Linked DNA regions of Homo sapiens: regions 1 and 2 are each linked to region 3. A link is a loop called in an ENCODE intact Hi-C map of the cell type or tissue named here. Cell type or tissue: PC-3. All regions are shown on one strand. Each heading gives the region's core, and the rest is flanking DNA. Links, peaks and the distances in the headings are about the cores only. Region 1 overlaps NXPE3 (neurexophilin and PC-esterase domain family member 3). Region 2 has its middle 21 kb from the start of NFKBIZ. Region 3 has its middle 230 kb from the start of RDUR.

Region 1 (7,388 bases), core at 1,288-6,287, 360 kb after region 3:
ATCAATCAATAAAACTAAGTTGACATAATAAATAAAAAGGCTGATAAAAACAATCACAAACAACTCACAACAAACCATCAGGCTTTACTTTATTAAAAGCCTTGCCCACACATGGCCATTAAAAACAGTTCCCACAAAACTATCAGCTCTCTAAATTGTAAGCAGGGTCTTTATTTCTGCTCCTTCAGGATCCCTCCTTCCTTACCTCATCCATACCCCTTCCAGAAAGAAAAGAATGCCCTTGTGAAGAAGGGGTGGGCCTCCAACCACTGGGGTTTTGTTCTGAGTCTGGAGAACAGCCCCAGAGCCAAGCAGAGAAATCAAGAAGCTAAGAATGCTGGAACTTACCCAGACTCCCTCAGGAGGAGCCAACTCCATCTCAGAGTCACACCAATGGTAGGCCCAATGGATGACACAGGGATGGCTTTGCTGCAAGGATGCAATATGGACTACCATAGGTCTGGCTGCTTCCTTCTACTCAAAGCTACTATAAACTTGGAGTTGGATGAGACAGAACTAGGGGAGAAACAACTGGAAATGCCCACCTCTATTTTACAACCCAGAATATTAGAAGGGAAAGACACCTGTGAAGTGACATGGTCCAGCTGTCTCATCTCACACATGGAGAAATGAAGCCCTAAAAAGTAAATGACTTGTCCAAAGTCATACAGCTCATCAGTGACATAAACCTCAATGAGAACCCAGTGCTTCCATGAGTACAACACAACACAGCTATTGATCAGAAACTGTCACACATCTCTCCAGGGTTTGGGTACCTCTTTAGTCCTACACAGAAATATATGTTTCCTCACCTGATAACCTTTCTTCAGGCACCTGAGTGAGTCTGCTTATTTCAAAGCTGATGTGGGAAAGAGTTACGAAACAAAAGGCACAGTACCAACCTGGAACAAATGTAGTAAGGTATTCAAACCATTGCCTGATTGTTGAGTCACCAAATAAATGCACCACTTTTCTTTGTAAGCACTCTGTAATGTTGTCAGGGTCATTAAACTGACGCATCTTAAACTTTCTGGGCCTCCACTGGTCTTTATAATAATACCCAGAAGGAAAAGTTCCTGAGCCTTGAGATAGTTCTAGACTGTTAGTTTCTGCAAAGAAAAAAGAAAAACAAATATTTTAATATTCTCCTCCAACAATAGATGAAAAATGTCCCAAGAAACAATTATGCCCATGTATTTGTTAGCCTGATAGCATGTGGGAAACATTTCCTGCTGTCAGACCTCAAATCCCAGACTTTTCTCCTGATTAAAAAAAGGTTTTCCACAGCCATAAAAAAGAATGAGTTCATGTCCTTTGCAGGGACATGGATGAAGCTGGAAGTCATCATTCTCAGCAAACTAACACAGGAACAGAAAACCAAACACCACATGTTCTCACTCATAAGTAGGAGTTGAACAATGAGAACACATGGACACAGGGAGAGGAACATCACACACCGTGGCCTGTCGGGGGGTTGGGGGGAAGGGGAGGGAGAGCATTAGGACAAATACAAGGCTTAAAACCTAGATGATGGGTTGACAGGTGCAGCAAACTACATGTATACCTATGTAATAAACCTGCACATTCTGCACATGTATCCCAGAACTTAAAAGTAAAATTAAAAAAAAAAAAGGTTTTCCTTTGTACAAAAATGGGAAGATCTGAAATGGGCATGAAGGTATTGGTGGACAGAAAGGAAAGGAGGGACTTTCAGCATTCCCTCTGCTTACATTTTTTTTGAGATGGAGTCTCACTCTTTTTGCCCAGGCTGGAGTGCAGTGGCACAATCTCGGCTCACTGCAACCTCCGCCTCCTGGGTTCAAGTGATTCTCCTGCCTCAGCCTCCCAAGTAACTGGGATTACAGGCACGCATTACCATGCCTGGCTAAGTTTTGCTTTTTTTTTTTCCGAGACAGAGTCTCGCTCTGTCGCCAGGCTGGAGTGCAGTGGCATGATCTCAGCTCACTGCAACCTCTGCCTCCTGGGTTCAAGCGATTCTCCTGCCTCAGCCTCCCGAGTAGCTGGGAGTACAGGCGTGTACCACCACACCCAGTTAATTTTTGTATTTTTAGTAGAGATAGGGTTTCATCACGTTGGCCAAGATGGTCTCAATCTCTTGACGTTGTGATCACCCACCTCGGCCTCCCAAAGTGCTGGGATTACAGGCGTGAGCCACCACGCCTGGCCAATTTTTGCACTTTTAGTACAGATGGGGTTTCACTATGTTGGCCAGGCTGATCTCAAACTTCTGATCTCAAGTGATCCGCCCGCCTCGACCTCCCAAAGTGCTAGAATTACAGGCGTGAGCCACCATGCCCAGCCTGATTACATATGTTTTTATCAAAGCCAAATATAAAGGAAGACAAAACCAAAGGAAATGTGTGGACATAAGCATTTATCCAGCATTCTCCCAGAAGAGAACAGTTTCTCACCCACATGCCTGCGAGGCAAGTAACAACTTAGACTAATACTTTACACATACAGAGTAGTATTAGTTCACTGTTTTCAGCCCATTAAAAGCAAAGTTAGAATCCATGAATCCCATCTTCAAATTTTAATTTTAATTCCAAAAAAACACCACTTAATATGGAGAACAAACTAATGGCAGACAATCTAACGGATTATTCTCCATTATACAAAAGGTTCAGAAAGTCTTTATATATAATGAACAATGCTAAAAATACATCACCAATGTGTACCTCCTGGTTGTAACCTAGTTACACTTGATAACACAAGCAAAACGACCTTTCAGAGGGAAAGTCAACATCCTTCTGCCCTAACACCTCCTGTAGAAAATGCCACACGTTACATGCTTCAAAACAGACTGTGATGGCTAATATTTCTTGCAAGTTTACTCTGCCTCAGACACTATTCTGAGCAAACGTATTATCTCATATGCTCACAGTAACTCTTTGAAGTAGGTCCTATCACTATCCCTACCTTTCAGAACAGCTAAACAACTTGACCAAGGTCCCAGAGCTGAGCTAGTAAGGAGCAAAGCCAGCACCTGGCCCAAGCAAGTGAGCCCAAAGCCCATGATCTTAACCACTGTGTGCTAGATCACTTCTCAAAAACAGATGTTTATAGATGTTAACCATTTCTTTTTTTTTTTCTTGAAGGTATATATTTATTCATTTCTAACAATTATTCAAACCTACAATCTTCAAGAAACCACCAGGTTATATCATTTTCTTACACAACCTTTATCAAAGTCCAGTCATTCTATAGTCACCTATTAAGCCACAATTTGGACTCTAAATGCTTACACAACTCAGAAATTTAAATTTAAGTGACTCCCCTATTTGTGACTACTTTTAGCTTATTTGACTTGACATTATCTGTGTTACTCCAAATTATTTTGGTTTTTATCCCTCCAAAGATGATGTTCTATTTGACACAGAGTGCATATCTAATCTTTTTTTCTTCGGCATCTGCTAATTCTTTGCAGGTTCAGAGCCCAAGTAGAAAAGGAAACTGAACGCTGATTTTAAAAGCTTTATTTGGCAAATGCGATTATCAAAGAAAAATTGTCGGGGGCATGTAGGGTAAACATTTCCTAGGCTTGTTCAAAAATAATTTCTCAACATGTTATCAAGTGTAGCTTTAATATGTTACTGCACCTTGTGCAAAGCTCCCTCATTATATCAGTACATCGAGGCTGCATAGTTAGAGAGCTCCAGAGACGACACCTAGGGCCCACAGAAAACATTTACTAGAATGAGAATTAAAAGTTATTTTGATGTTACAATTTTTTACCACTGTTAATTCGGTAGACTCGGTTATTCTGTGTCAAATATGTGTTATAAAGAAAAGTATATGTCACACAGGAAACAATTACCATTTCCATTCAAATGTTAATTATATTTACTACCAGAGCTAAGGAAAGCAAATCAATTACTAAATCTGACATTAATTCTTTAAACATGCTGCATGCTACATGAGAAAAAAATCATATTTTTTAAATGAAATGCACATACCTATGTTGCCCCCTTATGGTCAACTGGGACAAAAACATTTCCTGACAATTTTAATATGATTTTTAAGAAGTCTGTGGCTGTTTAAATGGTGTTTCTTGGAACTCACAATGCAGTTCATGTAAGATAACTGAGATATGAAAGTCTCCTAAATAGATAATATAACCCCTAATGTACTATTCACATGGAATAAAAATAATTAAAACAAAAAATAAAAATGAGTTATTACTCAACTTTATGGTTATCTTGAAAATTGCTGGTGAAGGAAGAAGTTTAAACAGAGGTGGTTGTAAAAGCAGATATGAAGATTTGGGCAAAACCAGAAGGGATATTTTTTATTATTTGAAAGTAATGTCCCTGCATCTCTAAAATTTCTTGGCTTCTCTTTAAAGCCCATGGTTTGCATTTTCCTCCAAAGGGTGTCACGCCATGTAATCCATTAGCCATAATGAGGGCTGTCTGGGCCAAAGATGGAACAAAACGAAAGAGAAAAAGGCAGAGAGATAAATTTCCCTAAATCATCCAGAAAGAGTTGGACGAAAAGGACACAACGTGAATTGAGGTGGGGCGGGGCAGGGAGGGCTGCGGGGTGAGATGTGCAGCAAACCTGTCCATTAATTTTATGGTATGGAATTGTCTGCAGAATTAAGAACAGTAAAAGGCAGGACAAAGGGGAGTACACAGTTTATAAGGGGGAAAACAAGACAGAAGAAATGGGATCAACCAATTCCCTGCACCAGAGACTGCCATGAGCATAGGAAGCTTGGGATAAGGTCAGTAGGGAGGGACAGCCCTCAGCAGGATGAGGAATGAGGATAGTGTATATTGAGCTGGTTAGGAACACTCTGTCAAGTGCTGGGAATATGAGAAGGGCCCAGCTACACAGTAATTGTAATGGCTTGAGTTTGAGTTTACTCCTTGAATTCCCCCTATGAAACCTTGGAAATTTAATTTTCTTTCCTATATATTTTAGTCCCCTAAAACCTCTGCAGTTTACAGAGGTAAGCTAAGAATGCTATATAGATAGAAATTCTATAAATTCATAGACTGTTGAATGGGACCTTAGAGAGTAGCTAGTCCAAATATCTTTTTTTTTTTTTTTTTTTTTTTTTTTTTTTGAGACGGAGTCTCACTCTGTCACCCAGACTGGAGTGCAGTGGCGCAATCTCGGCTCACTGCAACCTCCGCCTCCCGGGTTCACGCCATTCTCCTGCCTCAGCCTCCTGAGTAGCTGGGACTACAGGCGCCTGCCACCACGCCCGGCTAGTTTTTTGCATTTTTAGTAGAGATGGGGTTTCACCGTGTTAGCCAGAATGGTCTCATCTCCTGACCTCATGACCCACCCGCCTCGGCCTCCCAAAGTCCTGGGATTACAGGCATGAGCCACTGCGCCCGGCCGTCGAAATACCTTTTAAAGATGAAGAAAGCAAGTCACAGAGTGACTTGGCAAAGTTTCTCAATAAGCGTAGAGGCAGGTAGTGGTAGAGGTGGTACCACTTACAAAGAAATACATTTTGCTGATATATTGAGGAGGCTTCCTTCCCTCAAATGCTATCAGTTAGTAGTTTTATATGCAGAACATGGGCCCTTTGATTTTCCCGGTTAACGAAATTAAAGATATTCTGTATCAAATTATTCTTTCCAGTAATTGGAAAGTAGTTGTCTTTAAAATAGCTTTGTCCCTTTGACATCTGCATCCAGATAATTAAATTTTTTAAAAATAAAATAGCTTTGTCCCATTTGTTATAACATTTATCTGCCATTTTCTAGAAATCAACATCAGATGAGGTCTCATCCACAAAATGACTAGTTTCGTTTTTACTGCATAACATGAAACACTATCATTCACTTCATCATTTGTATACTAGAAGGTTGATAAATTTCACTACTGCAGGCCAGGTACAGTGGTGGCTCACACCTGTAATCCCAACACTTTAGGAAGCCAAGGCAGGCGGATCACTTGAGGTCAGGAGTTTCAGACCAGGCTGGCCAACATACAAAACCACATCTTTACTAAAAATACAAAAATTAGCCAGGCATGGTGGCATTGTGCCTGCAATGGTAGCTACTTGGGAAGCTGAGGCAGAAGAATTGCTTGAACCCAGGAGGCAGAAGTTTTAATGAGCCGAGATCACACTACTGCACTCCAGCCTGGGCGACAGAGCGAGACACCTTCTCAAAAAAAAAAAAAAAAAAAAAAAATTAACTACTGCAGGCAAACCAAAGCATCAAGACATCATTGGCCATACCTCCTAAACATGGTTAAGGGGCAGTAGGGAAAATGCTAGATGAAGAGTCACGGGACCTACTCTAAGTCTGACTCCACATTTCCAACTCTTGAGACTTCAGAAATCATTTAAATTTTCATCTTATTCCCTAACTATACCCTCAGAGTCTAACAAAGAAGGACTCAAAACGATGACACAATAAGTGAAATCTCTGGACTTTGGTCACATCATCTATAAAATGGGTCAACTACTAGTTATTTTGAAGGGTTATTGTGAAAATTCAATACTGTAATAGTGTGAATAGTAAAGCGCATGCTAGGGTCCTGGAAACATCCTATATGTTCTAAATGTTCAATAACTTGATCTAGATGGTAGTTATTTTATTAGTTTTCTATTGCTGTGTAACACATCACCACAAACTTAGTAGCTTAAAAACAAGAGACATTTATTAACCCACAGACCTGCAGGTCAGGAGTTTGGGACATCGCATAACTCTGTTCTCTCCTCAGAGTCTCACAAGTTGAATCAGGCTATTATCAGGGCTGTGTTCTCTGGAGAAAAGCCTTCAAAAAGGTCATTCAAGGCCGGGCGCGTGGCTCACGCATGTAATCCCAGCACTTTGGGAGGGCAAGGTGGGTAGATCGCTTGAGCTCAGGAGTTCGAGACCAGCCTGGCCAACACAGTGAAAACCCCGTCTCTACTAAAAACAGAAAAATTAGCCAGGTGTGGCTGTAATCCCAGGTACTTGGGAGGCTGAGGCACGAGAATCGCTTGAACACAGGAGGCAGAGGTTTGCAGTGAGCCAGGATCGCACCACTGCACTCCAGCCTGGGCAACAGAGCAAGACTCTGTCTCAAAAACAAACAAACAAAAAAAAACAACAAAAAAAGTTCATTCAAGTTGCTGCCAGAATTCAGTTACTTGTGGTTGTAAGACTGAGTTTCCCATTTCCTTGATGGTTATCAGCCAGGAGATGCTCTCCAGCTACTAGAAGTTGCCTATATTCCTAGCCATGTGGCCCCCTTCATCTTTAAAACCAACAACAAAGAATCTCCCTCACATGGAATCCTTCTTACACTTTGAATTTCTTCAGGAAGAACATGGCCCCTGTTAAGGGCTTATCTGATCTAAGGTCAGGTCTACCTAGGATAATGCCACTCTCTTAAAGTCAACTTTGTCATATAAC
Region 2 (7,388 bases), core at 990-5,989, 300 kb after region 3:
CACTTCCAACTATGATGAAACAACTGGTATAGGACTAGCTCTCCACCCATAAACAATGAAATGGAAAATAATATATGAGGCAATTGTTTTTCAGCATTGGACAACAGGAAATTAAACACTGTGATCTCTGAGAGAGGAGAAATTCATTAGGTGAGGCCCATGATTATCCTGGATCTCTGCAAGGGTACAATTTTCCAACCACAGCATAGCAAGCTAGAATCCAATCTGAGCACAGTAGTTCTGCTGAGCTGACAAGGCAGAGATAAGAGTTCAGAAGAATCTGTAGAGCAAGGCACCAAAACGAAAGGTGTTTTGGGGGTGGTGAGAAGGTGGGTCCCAGAAGTTGTATGGAAGATTCTCTATGAATTCTTGACTCAGGGCTAAGGTGCACGTGCCCATGTCAAGACTACCCGGGTCTTATAGTAAGTATAGAGAAGTGTTAGTGCAGAGACAAGTACAGAACAGCAATTGTAGACATTAAACAGTGCTGAAGAACATTGAAGTTTTGGCCAATCCAAAGTGACAAGATCTTATTATTAATTTATTAACACACCAAGCATCTGAGATACCAGAAGAGATTAGAACCATGCTTTAGAGTAAGGTCCACTCCAGGCCCACACTAACAAAATTAAAAAACAAGTCTTTTTTTTTTTTTTTTTTTTTTTTTTATGTGATGGAGTCTCACTCTTTTGCCCAGGCTGGAGTGCAATGGTGGTATCTCGGCTCACTACAACCCCTGCCACCCAGGTTCAGGCAATTATCCTGCCTCAGCCTGCCAAGTAGCTGGGATTACAGGCGCCCACCACCACACCTGGCTAATTTTTGTATTTTTAGTAGAGACAGGATTTCACCATGTTGGCCAGGCTGGTCATGGACCTCAGGTGATCCGCCCACCTCAGCCTCCCAAAGTGCTAGGATTACAGGCATGAGCCACTGTGCCCGGCCAAAACCAAGCCTTTAAAATATCTGCAGAATTGGAGGTCGAAATGTGCCAAGATAGAAGAACTTGGGAAATATATTGAGTTTTCCGGAGATGTACCCTAGCAAAGCACGAAAACTAGCCTACAGAAATGCAAGGTAATTTGCAGGTAATGAAACTGCCTAATAGAAGACAGGGTAACACTTCTCAAAAGAAGAAAACAAAATCCAGAGCCTAAAGTCTACACAATGTATTACCAACAATGTCCAGCATACAATTTAAAAATTGGTAGAAATTAAACAAAAACCAGGCAAACATGATCCACATGACCCACAGTCAAAGAGAAAATACCAGTCTCAACATTACTGAGATCTTGGGTTTAGAAGACAAGAAAGGACTTTGATTTTTTTATTTTATTTTATTTATTTTATTTTTTTTTTTTTTTGAGACCAAGTTTCGCTCTTATTGCCTAGGCTGGAGTACAATGGCGCAATCTTGGCTCACCACAACCTCCGCCTCCCAGGTTCAAGTGATTCTCCTGCCTCAGCTTCCCGAGTAGCTGGGATTACAGGCATTTGCCACCACGCCAGGCTAATTTTGTATTTTTAGTAGAGACAGGGTTTCTCTATGTTGCTCAGGCTGGTCTTGAACTCCTGACCTCAGGTGATCTGCCTGCCTCAGCCTCCCAAAGTGCTGGGATTACAGGCCTGAGACATAAGGAAGGACTTCAAAAGCAGCACCTATAAATGTGGCTCAAAGAATTAAATGATATATGTTCAAAGAATCAAAGTACTGGTTTAATGAGTGAAAAGATAGAAAATCTCAGCACAGAAATGAAATCTATAAAAAAGAGCTGTATAGAAATACTGAAACTGAAAAGTTCAATGACAAAAAGAAATCACAGTAGATCAGAGATGGTAGAAGAAAGGCAGTGAAGTTGAACACAGGAAAACAGGCCAATAGAAAATATTCAGGCTAATGGATGGAGAGAAAATAGATTCAAGAAAAATAAACAGATCCTCAGAGACCTTCAGGACAATAGACAATGGTATAAATAAGTATAATTAGAGACCCAGAAGAAGAAAATGAAAATGGGGCAAAATAATTTTTTAAGAAGTGATAAAAAGGCAAGCCACTGACTGGGAGAAATTCTTATAATACATATATCTGAAATACATTTATATCTAGAATATATATTTTAAAAAACTGTTACAACTCAATAAGGGGCTAATTATTTTAACAGACAAAAGCTTGAACAGATGCTTCACTAACAAGATATATGAATGGTAAGTAAGCACAAGAAGAGATGCTCAACGTCATTAGTCACCCCGGAAATTAAATCTATAAGATAATACTACACATGCATTAGAAGGGCTACTATTAAAAAGACTGGCAATACCAAGTTTGAGGGAAGATTGAGAAATCTCTCCCGCATTGCTATTAGAAGAGAAAAATGACACAACCACTTTAAAACAGAGTTTGGCCATTTCTTTTAAGGCTAAACATACACTTATATGAACCAGGTACTTCACTCCTAAGAATTTAAAATTAAATGAGAACATATGTCCACACAAATACTGTTCATATCAACTTTATTCAATAATAGTCCCAAACTGGAAACAATCGAAATGCCCACTAATATGTGAATGGTTAACAAATTGTGTTATTAGTGCAATGGAATTCTACTCAGCAATAGAAATATACTTTAGTGATCAATGCACCAATGTGGATTAATCTCAAAAATATCATGCAGAGGCCGGGCGCGGTAGCTCATGCCTGTAATCCCAGCACTTTGGGAGGCCAAGGCAGGTGGATCACGAGGTCAGGAGATAGAGACCATCCTAGCTAACAGGGTGAAACCCGTCTCTACTAAAAATACAAAAAAAAAAAAAAATTAGGCAGGCATGGTGGCCGGCGCCTGCAGTCCCAGCTACTCGGGAGGCTGAGGCAGAAAAATGGCGTGAACCCGGGACGCGGAGCTTGCTGTGAGCCGAGATCGCGCCACTGAACTCCAGCCTGGGCGACAGAGCGAGACTCCGTCTCAAAAAAAAAAAAAAAAAAAAAAATCATGCTGAGTGAAAGAAACCCAGAAAATAAGAAAATAGTACAGACTGTATGATTCTATTTATACGACGTTTTTGAAGAGGCAAAAACTAATCTACAATAATATAATAGAAATCAGATCAATAGCTGTGTGGAAGGAGAGATTGACTGCAAAGGGGCATGAAGGAAATTTCTGGGATGTCAAAAATGTTCTGTATCTTGACTGGGTGGTGGTTACATAGGTGTATACATTTGTTAAACTGTACACTTAAAATTTATGCATTAATTACACCTCGCAAAGTTGATTTTTAAAAGAACACTTGCATAACCCTTTAAATTAGGAGCCTTATTATCTTCATCATAATTCTTTAATGAGTCATTCAGCAATAAATTTTATAAGGAACAAGTTATTTATGAATCACACAAAGGCACCCCAAATGAATGTCTAATCATTCATTCATTTCTGTGTGCACGACTGGAGAAATAGATGCCGGTTAAACTAATAAAGCCCCTGCCCGTCATCTGTGATCCTAGGCTGCAGAAGAAACTGTAATGTAAGTTCTCATCTTGGTTCCAAGAGCTCTCGGCAACTATTTCTTGACCAGTCTCTGAAGTGAGTGTGTCTATTTATTTTAAACAAGTTGTACCATCTGAAATCGTGGCTGCTGCAGAGCTAAGGGGTTCTTTCCCTACAGCAGGGTTCCCCAACTCCAGCGCCATGAACCGGTACCAGCGATGGGCGAGCCAGCATTACCGCCTGACCTCTGCCTCCTGTCAGATCAGCCTCTGGCATTAGATTCTCACAGAACCGTGAACCCTATTGTGAACTGTGCATGCAAGGAATCTAGGTTGTGTCCTCCTTATGTGAATCTAATGCCTGATGATCTGAGGTGGAACAGTTTCATCCTGAAATCATCCACCCACCCACAGCCCATCCATGGAAAAACTGTCTTCCATGAAACTGGTCCCTGGGCCAAAAAGGTTGGAGACCGCTGCCCTACAAAATATGCCCCCCTCTCACAGTAGAGGTAAATGGCTAGAGTCTGGCAACACAGTAAGCTGATGCTACTACTGGTCAGATATGCTGTCCTAATCACCTTCTCCTGCTCCAGGACCCTTTTATAGATTCTTTTGAAAACACTGGCAATAGGGAAGCTACACTTTCCTTTCCTTGAAATTTTCCAGGCCGGGCACGGTGGCTCATGCCTGTAATCCCAGCACTTTGGGAGGCCAAGGCAGGTGGATCACGAGGTCAGGAGTTCAAGATCAGCCTGGCCAACTTGATGAAACACCATCTCTACTAAAAACTACAAAAATTAGCCGGGCATGGTGGCATGCACGTGTGGTTCCGGCTACTAGGGAGGCTGAGGCAGAAGAATTGCTTGAACCCAGGATGTGGAGGTTGCAGTGAGCCGCGATCATGTCACTGCACTCCAGCCTGAGTGACAGGGCGAGACGCCGTCTCAAAAAAAAAAAAAAAAAGAAAAAGAAAAAAAGAAATTTTCCCATCTGGAATGGGGAAGTGCTGGACAAAAGTGAGATATCATAAACTAAAGACACTGCTAGCCTGTGTAATGACCACACATCCTAAGACCAGTGCCCCCATTTATTGGAAAACCTCTCTTGCTGATTTGGAGCCTTAATTAAAATAGCAGGAAATGCATAAAATTGCACTATAAGCTCAAACCCTGTGTTATATATTGTATTAACTTTCTATTGCTGTGTAACAAATTACCCCTAAATTTAGCAGCTCAGAACACCACCCATGTGTTATCTCACAGTTCAGCAGGTCAGAGTCTGGGCGGGGTTGGCTTGACTCTGCATGAAGTAACACAACGCCAAACTCAAGGTGTCAGCAGGGCTGGGCTCTTATCTGGAGGCTCTGAGCAAGAATCTGCTTCTAAGCTTAATCAGGTTGTTGGCAGAAGTCAATTCCCTGTGGATGTAGGCCTGAGATTCCATTTTCTGTTTGGATATTTACAAAATACCTGTATTCCTTGGCTCATTGCCCCCTTGCTCCATCCTCAAAGCCAGTAATTGTGGGTTGAGTCCTTCTCAGGCTTGGAATCTCTAAGATTTCCTCTTCTGCCTCCAGCCAAAGAAAACACTCCGCTTTTAAAGGGCCCGTGTGATTAGATGAGTAGTTTCCCTATCTTAAGGTCAGCTGGTTAATAATTACTTTATTTACCTTTGCAAAATCACTTTTGCAATGTAACCTAACAGAATCACAGGAGTAACATCTGAGGCAAAGATAGCCCTAGGACCATCTTAGAATTCTGCCTACGATTCCAATGCTAGATTCTATCCAGCACCACTCACCTTCTTCGTGTCCTCAAAAATACCACTCACCCAGACATTTTAAAGTTGTATTTAAAAAGTAAATGCTGCAGTGGCACACACCTGTAATCTCAGCACTTTGGGAGGCTGAAAAGGGAGCATTGGTTGAGGCCAGGAGTCTGGCCTGGGCAATATAGTGAGACCCCCATCTTTACAACAAGAATAAATTAGCCGGGCATGGTAGTGTGCACCTGTAGTCCCAGCTACTCAGGAGGCTGAGGAGGGAGAATCACTTGACCCCGGGAGGTCAAAGCTGCAGTGAGCTATGATCATGCACTGCACTCCAGCCTGGATGATAGAGTGTGACAAAGAGAGGGGAGGGGAGAGGGAGGGAAGAAGGGGAGGGGGAGGGGGACAGGGGAGCAGAAAGAAAGGAAAGAAAGAGAAGGAAGGAAGGAAGGAGAGAGGAGAGAGAAGGGTTGGAAGAAAGGAAAAAAGGAAGCAAGGAAGAGAAAATTCAGATTCAGAGCTCACTTTCCTGATTGCAATAATTAAGTCTGGAATATGACAGAAAATACCAGATATGAAAGTTAGAGGAATTGTGTTTTAATCCCAGGAGGTCAGGGAAAGGAGCAGTCAGTAAGAGCTGGAAAAAGCTTAATAGAGAAAGTGGCACCCAAGCAGGGCTTTCTAGGATGCACAGAATTTGGGGAGGTGAGGACTTGACAAGAGACAGGAATAAACAGAGCATCAGCTGATACAGTGAAGAGACCCACCTGATAGCCCACTGGGGAAAAATGAGATGAGATTAGACAGGCAGGGTCAAGCTAAGGTCAACATAGCTTTGTAAACCAGGACAAGAGTTTGCATCTGATTCAACAGGCAGCATTGAGCCTTTGAAAAACTTTCTCTGTTTCTTTAACAGTATGCCAAGTAGTGGAAATTTTGGGATTGGTAAGAAAAGCAGGAAGATTGGAGGAAGAATAATTAGAAAGCTATTTACTGGGGACACAAGTTACTTATCTGTTAGCGACTCTTACTGACAATCTATAATGCTTGGAGTGGGCTTTAACTTATTCTAGAACAAAATATGGGGGCAAGAGGAAACAAAAATGGCAAAATGTTTATAATTGATGAAGTTTCATGATAGATGTATGTGTTCAATATACTATTCTGCCTACTTGTATGTGTGTTTGAATGTTTCCGTAATAAAAAGTCAGGTTCCTGTCTATTGTGGTAATCCAAGAATAAAGCCTTGAAAACCTAGATGTGGGTGGTGGCGGAGAAAATAGAAAAAAAAAAAATTAACAGACTTTTTTTAGCTACCCTATTAACTGATTAATAGACATTTTGACCTTGATAACAAATTTGATATAACTTTAGCTGAGGGAAGAAACAAAACTGATTGATTTATATAGATAGGGAAATAGAATAATGTCATAAAAGAAAAACTTGTCAGCTGTCTATAAATCCTGCACTTTAAATGACGTACCTCATTAGCCTGTATGATTAGAATGTGTATAGAAATTAATAACCTGTGTAAATTAAACTTCTGTCTATACATCTTCTTATTACACCACATTGGCAGGATCATGGATGGCTCACTGCAGCCCGGAACACTGGAGGCCCAAACAGTCCTCCCACCTCAGCCTCCAAGTAGCAGACACTACAGGCATGTGCCACCACACCTGGCTAAAAATTTATCTTTAAAAAAATTTTCCAGGAATATTTTGAGTAGAGGCACCATCCAAATGCTTACTTGTTTTCCCAAATGATATATTTTGAATTTTCCTTTGATATATTTTTCAAAATATATATTGGGATATATTCAAATATATCCCAAATGATATATTTTGAATTTCCTGGTGTAAGAAGTTACACCAGACAAAATTGCTATCCTGAAGACGACCAATTCTTCCATATCTGTGAGAGCCTAAAAAGGAGAATTTTTTGAAAATTTTAAAATATTCTGGAAGGAATACTTCTTGGGAGCAAAAAGAAAAGGATACCTTTTTTAAAGACAAAAGAAAAATGATATCTAATGTAAAAAAAAAAACACCTCTGGCACCAATTCAGAAAAGCAGACTCTCACTGGACACACTCCCACTGAGGCAAACACCAAAACTAACCCTAGAGTGCTGGAAGAAAA
Region 3 (7,388 bases), core at 1,072-6,071:
CTCTGTCGCCAAGCTGGAGTGCAGTGGCACGATCTTGGCTCACTGCAACCTCTGCCTCCCAGGTTCAAGCGATTCTCCTGCCTCAGCCTCCCGAGTAGCTGGGACTACAGTTGCATGCCACCACATCCAGCTAATTTTTGTATTTTTAGTAGAGATGGGGTTTTACCATGTTGGCCGGGATTGTCTCGATCTCTTGACCTCGTGATCTGCCAGCCTTGGCCTCCCAAAGTGCTGGGATTACAGGCGTGAGCCACCACACCCGGCCGATAGAAAGAAATTATTTAGGCAGATAGTGAGGGTAAAGGAGTCCTGGGCAAGGCTTCCCTTTTAACAAAAAGCAGCCCCAAAATCATTTCTTTTCTAACAAAGAGCAGCCTGAAAAATTGAGCTGCAGACATAGATAAGCAAGCTGAAAGCTGGCATGGGTAAATGCTGGCAGCCATGCCAATAGAAAAGGGCTAACTGGAAGCCACGTATGTTCAACATGGAGGTGCCATCTTCCATTTTCTCTGTCACCACATGTACAGTAAAGAACCAGGCAACATGGCACCCGCCAGGTAAAGAACCCATCAGCATGATAAAAGGTTAGGGTGGGGCGGCCAGTTTTATCACATGCTTTACAAATGGCACACCTTGTACTAACCAGTGTTTTGCACCTTATGCAAATAGCACACCTGGTCTGGCCAATTTTTTTATGCCCTATGTAAAACAGACACCGCCTCCTCAAGCTCATCTATAAAACCCATTGCATTCCACCACAGAACTGGCAACCCATTTCTCTGGGACCCCTCTCTCTGCAGCAGAGAGAGCTATTCTTTCTTTCGCCTGTTAATCTTCCACTCTTAACCTCACTTCGTGTGCCTGCGTCTTTGATTTCCTTGGCGTGAGGCAATAAACCTCAGGTATTTACCCCAGACAATGACAGCACTTCAGTAAAAGGGCAATAGGAACAACTGGCTATGCCCCTATGAGCAGAGCTTTATGTTTATGTTCCTGAGATTCTTACATGAGGATTTTGTCGTCCTGTGAATAAAAAAAAGAGGGGGGGGGGTCGTTGTTTGGTTGTTCGTTTGGTGTTTTTTTTTCTTTTTAATTTATTTTTTTATTTATATTTTTATTTTTATTTTTTTAATTTTTTTTTTTTTTTTTTTGCTATTTGCAAAGAGAAAAACTCTAAACTCTAAATATGAGCTTTATTTATTACATTCAGTGACAAAGCTTCCCAACTAATCTGGAAACTCTTTGAAACGGCCCAGTGATGTATGGATAGACACACCCATTTGTGGTAGAGGTCAAGGATATGTTCTAACCACCAAATGGGAAGTCTAGGCATTTTTGTTTCTTTTTCTATTTTTACATATGCGTTGTTTGAATTCACACCATCAACTTGAGAATACATTTTCAAGAACAATATTTTAAAAAAGCAACGACTTGTAGTATATTTTGAATTTTGAATAATATATAGCTACCAGCTTTCAATTATAAATCAATGGAAATTTTATATTTCTCATTTATTTAACACCAGAGAGAAAAGCACTTCCACATGATTAGATAAAAACCCAGTTTTTGTGCTATCAGCATAAAATGACCTTCATGTTTTTCTCCCTTTTTCAGTTCTTCTGTTATATAAAGGAAAGATTTCAACAGAAACTTATGAAAGAAGACAGATCAAAAAAAATCCCTTATTTGGAAGTTAATGTGTGATGCCAGTTCTGAGCGACTACAATGGCTTTTAAAATAACTTGCATAAGCCCAGAAGTCTATGTAACAACTTTATGAAATGATCCGGGGTAAGATAAAAGAAGCATTCAATCAAAATCTAAGAATAAAGCCAAGGTTAAATTAAGCTGTGTTTACCAGAAGTTATGAATTAATGACAAAGGTATACAATTTTATATTTAAAAGTATATATATTACTTTAAATATTTTCTTTTAAAAAAGCTTTGTTACATTGTTTGTGTTTAAATAAAGAAACTTTTTATGAAAAGAATTTAAAAGTAAGAAAATACATTAATATCAGTTTACTGAAGATTATGCCTAGTTCCAGAATGTAGTCAAGGTACCTCATCACTATCCAATAGGAGCCTAACTAGTTAAATTAAAAAGTGATTTAACCTCCTTAAAATAGGCTCTGCAAATAGAAATGCTAAACAATAATTTCAAATAACACAGCCCCTTTTAGTATTTTTAACTAGTAGTCAGAGCTGGCTAAGAAAAAGGCATACTCAGCTAACACCTGCAGCATTGGATGAGAAAATTCTATCTCATCTCAATGCTGAGGTGGACAGGTATTTGTGGAAAGTCACTGGTGAGCAGTGTAGCTCTTCACAAACATGGGCTTTTGTCTTCTTCATACTCACATATTGACTCATGGATTTTCATGTTTTTCACTCTCTTTCTCACAGTTTTACCTCTTCTCCATTCAGTCCAAACCAGCCTCTACGAATCAGCCCACCATAGTCTAGGTACCAGCCTCAGTTCTACTTACACTGTTGCTGAGACAGAGCCTAAGAGGGAACTCAGTTGGCAATGGTTGCCAAGCCAACTCCAGCAGCTACTCGGGCAAGAATTAATAGTGAAGTCTAAGCCCATGAAACCCAGGTGGGCAAAAGGTCAGGTGCAATCCTACATGATAGAAGAAGAGAGCTAAGTTTGAAGAGTTGGGGGGTAGATTTCAATATGGCCAGAGATAAGATCCAATCCTAGCAACAGTCTACTACATTTAGAGGGATGGTGACTGGGGAAAGGGTAAAAAGCAACTGGCATCCTCAAGGACTACCATCAGACTTTATTTATTATTACAAACGAATGCCTCCAGTCATGATGGACCAATGCAGGCATCAGGTTATCTGAAGTGATGCCAAAGTGTTCTTATGCTATTGCCCACATTCTATTCTTCTAAGTAGGATATATCCATAAATAACCTCTTCTGAAGAGTTATAGAACTGTCACATTGAGAAAAATACCTGGAGGTCATAATAAGAAAGATATAATTGAATCTTTGTCTTTTGTGAGTAAACATCCTGATATGGTGAACTGGAAATGATTAATGCTTTTCTTCTTTCCTTGCCAAAAGACAGCCATTTGCTTAATTGAATAGAAATAGAAAAGCCTTTTTTCCATAAATGGAATGGAACTCAACTGGCTTTCATAGGCAGAAAAAAATGAAGCTCTCATTAGATTATTTATGGAAGTAATCCAGCTTTGGAATAATAACACTCTCCTAGTGGTTTTCCATGGAACTATGGCAATAGGTAGTTACATGCAAATCAAAGCTGGTTCAAGTGAATCCTCTGAAACAGGACTCCATAGATACCACAGAAATATGAGGATGTAACAAAAGGTGAATATATACAAGTAAAAACAAGGTGACATAAAACAAAGCAATGGAAAGGTTTTGATGGGAGAAGTAGATGCAAAAAGAAGATTTCTCATTTATTTTTTGGTAGAATATGGAAACCCTAAGTCTGACTATTCTGTTATGAAGCTAGTAGCCTCTGTGCTGTCTTTCAGCCCTGCCTGCTTCCCTTTGTGGTCGTGTTTTGTTTTTACATCCATGAGAATCTAATTCAAATAGACTTCTTGCACGCAACCCTTGTTTATTTAGATTATTTTAAAATCTCTGTCAAAGGAATGAGTAATTGAATTAATGTGTAACGTGAATACTATTTACCCTTTTTCCACCTTCTGCCTTCTGTCAGCTTAATGTCCTCCCATTCATTTTTTGCTTTCCAGAAGTTGAGGGAAATACCAATCATATGTGGGGAATTCTATTTTGGTACATAATAAGGGAATTTTCTTGATTGTTCATGTTCTGTGCACTCTAGGTTTTTTGGTGCTTTTTGTATCTTCCATAATCATTGAAAACTCCCCCAAAAAGCATAGGTTATTTTACTGTTACATTTATTAATAAAATCCAACAAACTTTTCTTTATAAATCCATTTTTTTTCTATCTTGTGTGAGTCTGGAAGCCACAATAATGTCAATATTGTCTTAACATTAAATCTTAGTCAAAGAGGACCGTGGCTCATTTTTTATGTATGCATATTTGATATGGCTTTGTTGTTTTGGTAAACAATTCAAACAGTACAGAAAAATACAAAAGGAACATAATTGTCACCTGAAGTTCAGCCCTCAGATGTTTCCAATGTTAGCATTTCTCTGAACATATGCCCCAATGTATCTCCGTGCCTACAGACACATATGGAAATGAATATACAATTTTATATTAAGGGGATCTTTCTATTCAGACTGTTTGAAGCATGGTTTTTTCACTCGACCATATCTTGGACATGTGATTCCATGCTTATAAAATCAGAACTCCAGCCAGGCGCAGTGGCTCACATTGTAATCCTAGCACTTTGGGAGGCTGAGGTGGGCGAATCACGAGGTCAAGAGATCGAGGCCATCCTTGCCAACATGGTGAAATCCCATCTCTACTAAAGATACAAAAATTAGCTGGGCATCGTGGCAGGCACCTGTAGTCCCAGCTACTTGGGAGACTGAGGCAGGAGAATCACTTGAACCTGGAAGGTGGAGGTTGCAGTGAGCCGAGATCACGCCGCTGCACTCCAGCCTGGGCGACAGAGTGAGACTCCGTCTCTAAAATTATAATATAATATAATATAATATAATATAATATAATATAATATAATATAATATAATCCTCGCAGCTTGCAAGGCTGAGTGTAATCTGGCCGTGTCCACTTTTCATATAGCATTGGCGACTTCTCCCACCTTAGTCATCTCACTGGCCTCCTTGTCATTCCTCAAGCAAACAAAGCTTATTCCTACCTGATGGCCTTTATATTTCTGCTTCCTTCCTCCTGGAATGCTTTTCTTTCCATTTTTTCTTTGAGAGACCACCTCATGCTTGACGTTTAGATCCCAGCTGAAATGTCCTCTATTCAGAGATCTCCCACGATGACTTTATCTGAAGGGGCTACTCAGTCCCTCTACATTTAATTACCCTGAGTTATTTTCATAATAATGTTATCTCTGTCTGAAGTTATTTGATTAAGTTGTCAAATGACTGGGACATTTTTAATTGAATCATCTTAACAATAAGGAGGTTAATAAACAAACCAACTGTACTTCAAGCAAATCAAGACATTATCAGAAGCCAAGACTCAAAGAACAATGGGCATGACTTTAGAATAACTTAGGGATCCTTGACTTACATCTACAAACATAAAAGAACAACTGGAATGTCATCTAGAGCATACCAAGAATTCTCACAGTTATTGTTTATAAGTTAAAGAGTTTAAACCATCCTGGTATAGATTTCTTTATTATAATATTTATAAACTGCAAGACAGTTGTCAAAATCTAAATTTTAGGTTACATAAGCTTCCAATAAGTAAAATTATCTTTATGTTGTAAGGAAGATTAGAAGTTTAGCTTCAATGATGAGGTCCCTAAGACATAAAAATGGTAATAAAATATCTTTTCTCAAAATCTACTCATTAATAAACAATCTGGCAATGGAGTCTATAGCCAGATTTTCTGTGAGTAATTGTAAGTATAAATCATACTATCATTTGAGAAAAACATGCATCTCATCTCTAAGAGGAAAATTTTTAGAAACATTGAGAAAGAGTGACCTGGTTCAATTAACATGAATACCATGGACATTTGAAGAAAAAGGAGACTAATGATTCTAAAAATCATTTAATAAAGAGCACTTTATTTGATTTAAAATAAAAATAAAAACCACTATTTTGAGGGCTGTTTTGGTTATTTCTTAGTAATAAATTCACAGGGCTCTAGGACTCTCAGAAGCATCCTGAAAAATGTGAACACAGGCACTAAACATATACATTAAAGATTAATTAGTAGAAAACAATTCCTGTAGAATTCAGAACAAAGTGCTTATAGTTCATTTAAGTAAAAAAAAAAATGTTATTTTCCAATTTAAAGGATACTTGGAAATTAAGCATTTCTTTCTTCCCACTGAACTATATATTTTAAGACAATTTGGGATCTTCAGTTGGCCATGAATGTCTATTGAGTATGGATGTGTTTCCTCTACCCAGAACTTGAACTCATTAAGGGAGGGAAGCATTGTTAATTTCATAATTGTACAGAAAATTCCACTGTAGAAATGCCTGCTGTAACTGAAGCATTGCGTCAAGCATTCTGAAGTTGTCAAATGAAATTAAATGATGAGAATAATTTTGGAGATGGTTGTTTTGTACTTTTGGGGTGAATCAATTTTTCTGTCCTTTTATTAAGTATGTTACAAGTCTACAATGTTCTTCCCATTACTCCCCAAATACAATAATCAAAATCTCCCATTCTACTTGCACAACATTCATATCCAGTCTTTTTAGGGCTCCTTCTCCAGGTGTTTTTAAGGTTTTCAATGATTGCATGTACATGTTCCACAACTCTGTGTAGGTTGTTGGATATCCATTGTCAATTCAGGCAGCTGCTCCACAGATCTCTGCTGCTGCAGCTCTCCAAAGTCCAGGCCACAGTGTCCAGTAATACTTTACTGAAGACTGGGGCATTATAAAGGGAAATGGGGAGTCAGAGACAGAAAGCTTAAAATGGAATTAATTATTTCTCCTCCTAAAGACAATTGGTCATATCTCTTCACTGGAAGTCTCTCAACTGATCTCCATCCTCCTTAATGTTGATGCTTACTGCCAACACGTTACTTCCCATAGACAGAAGCATCCTAAAGGGACCATTACCTTTCATTGCTCCCCCTACTTAATCAACATGAAATCATAAAATGTGTAGGGATGCCACTCTGCCCACAAGAGTCAAGAGTTCCTATAATAGAACAGTTGAATTTTTCTTTATTCCTAACTTTTGCAATATAGAATGGCATTTTGGATTTACCTATGGATAACTGGAAGGGGACATTAGAGTTTTGCCCAAAAGAAAAATACAATCTTGACCCAAAGATAAATTATGGCTCTACCCTTAGAGCAACAGAGAAAACTACTAAGAGCTTTAAAATCATAATCTGGTAGTTTGAATGAATAAATTAGATCTACAATATAAAAAGATCTGGAAAATATTAAAATGTTGCAAAATAATATAGCATAAAATAATTTCTGTAAATGTATTTTATATAAAGATACATATGGACAGTAAGTGTACAGAAACATGAGCAGGGAGGCTCTTCACCAATCTTAAAATATTGGTTGTCCGTGGGGAAGCAGACAGAATGAGCTATGAAAAATAATACAAATGAGACTTCAATTCTATAAGATTTTATTTTCAAAAATAAAATGAAAAAAATGGCAAAATATTTACATATTATAAATCCAGGTGGTAGACAAGTGAATGAATAAATATATTTAGCAGTTCTGGTTCTGATATTTGCAGAGTAGCTTATGGTAGATAAACCATTCCATAGATAACAATCATAAAG

The links. A loop is a pair of places that touch in the nucleus more often than their neighbours do. Peaks named below come from ENCODE experiments on the same cell type or tissue, not always from the same donor. Only the 100,000 strongest peaks of a DNase experiment are listed, where the experiment ranks them.
Region 1: it touches region 3 in a loop (5-fold over the local background); 4 of 110 quality-filtered maps call a loop at or near these places.
Region 2: it touches region 3 in a loop (4-fold over the local background); 2 of 110 quality-filtered maps call a loop at or near these places.

What each region holds. Positions count from the first base shown.
Region 1 is chr3:101,810,516-101,817,903 of GRCh38, reverse strand. It overlaps NXPE3 (neurexophilin and PC-esterase domain family member 3), which reads right to left. Exons shown (of 8, transcript NM_145037.4): 7 at 903-1,109. Among named protein-coding and RNA genes, the nearest start is that of NXPE3, 35 kb to the right of the region's middle. In PC-3, for the core only: CTCF peaks have their summits at 3,788 and 3,988 (motif pointing left); no DNase peak of the experiment used is centred there; H3K27ac peaks cover 2,684 bases.
Region 2 is chr3:101,866,356-101,873,743 of GRCh38, reverse strand. No RefSeq gene overlaps it. Among named protein-coding and RNA genes, the nearest start is that of NFKBIZ, 21 kb to the right of the region's middle. In PC-3, for the core only: no CTCF peak of the experiment used is centred there; a DNase peak (open chromatin) is centred at 3,443; H3K27ac peaks cover 2,188 bases.
Region 3 is chr3:102,170,781-102,178,168 of GRCh38, reverse strand. No RefSeq gene overlaps it. Among named protein-coding and RNA genes, the nearest start is that of RDUR, 230 kb to the right of the region's middle. In PC-3, for the core only: no CTCF peak of the experiment used is centred there; a DNase peak (open chromatin) is centred at 3,668; H3K4me3 peaks cover 291 bases; H3K27ac peaks cover 4,266 bases.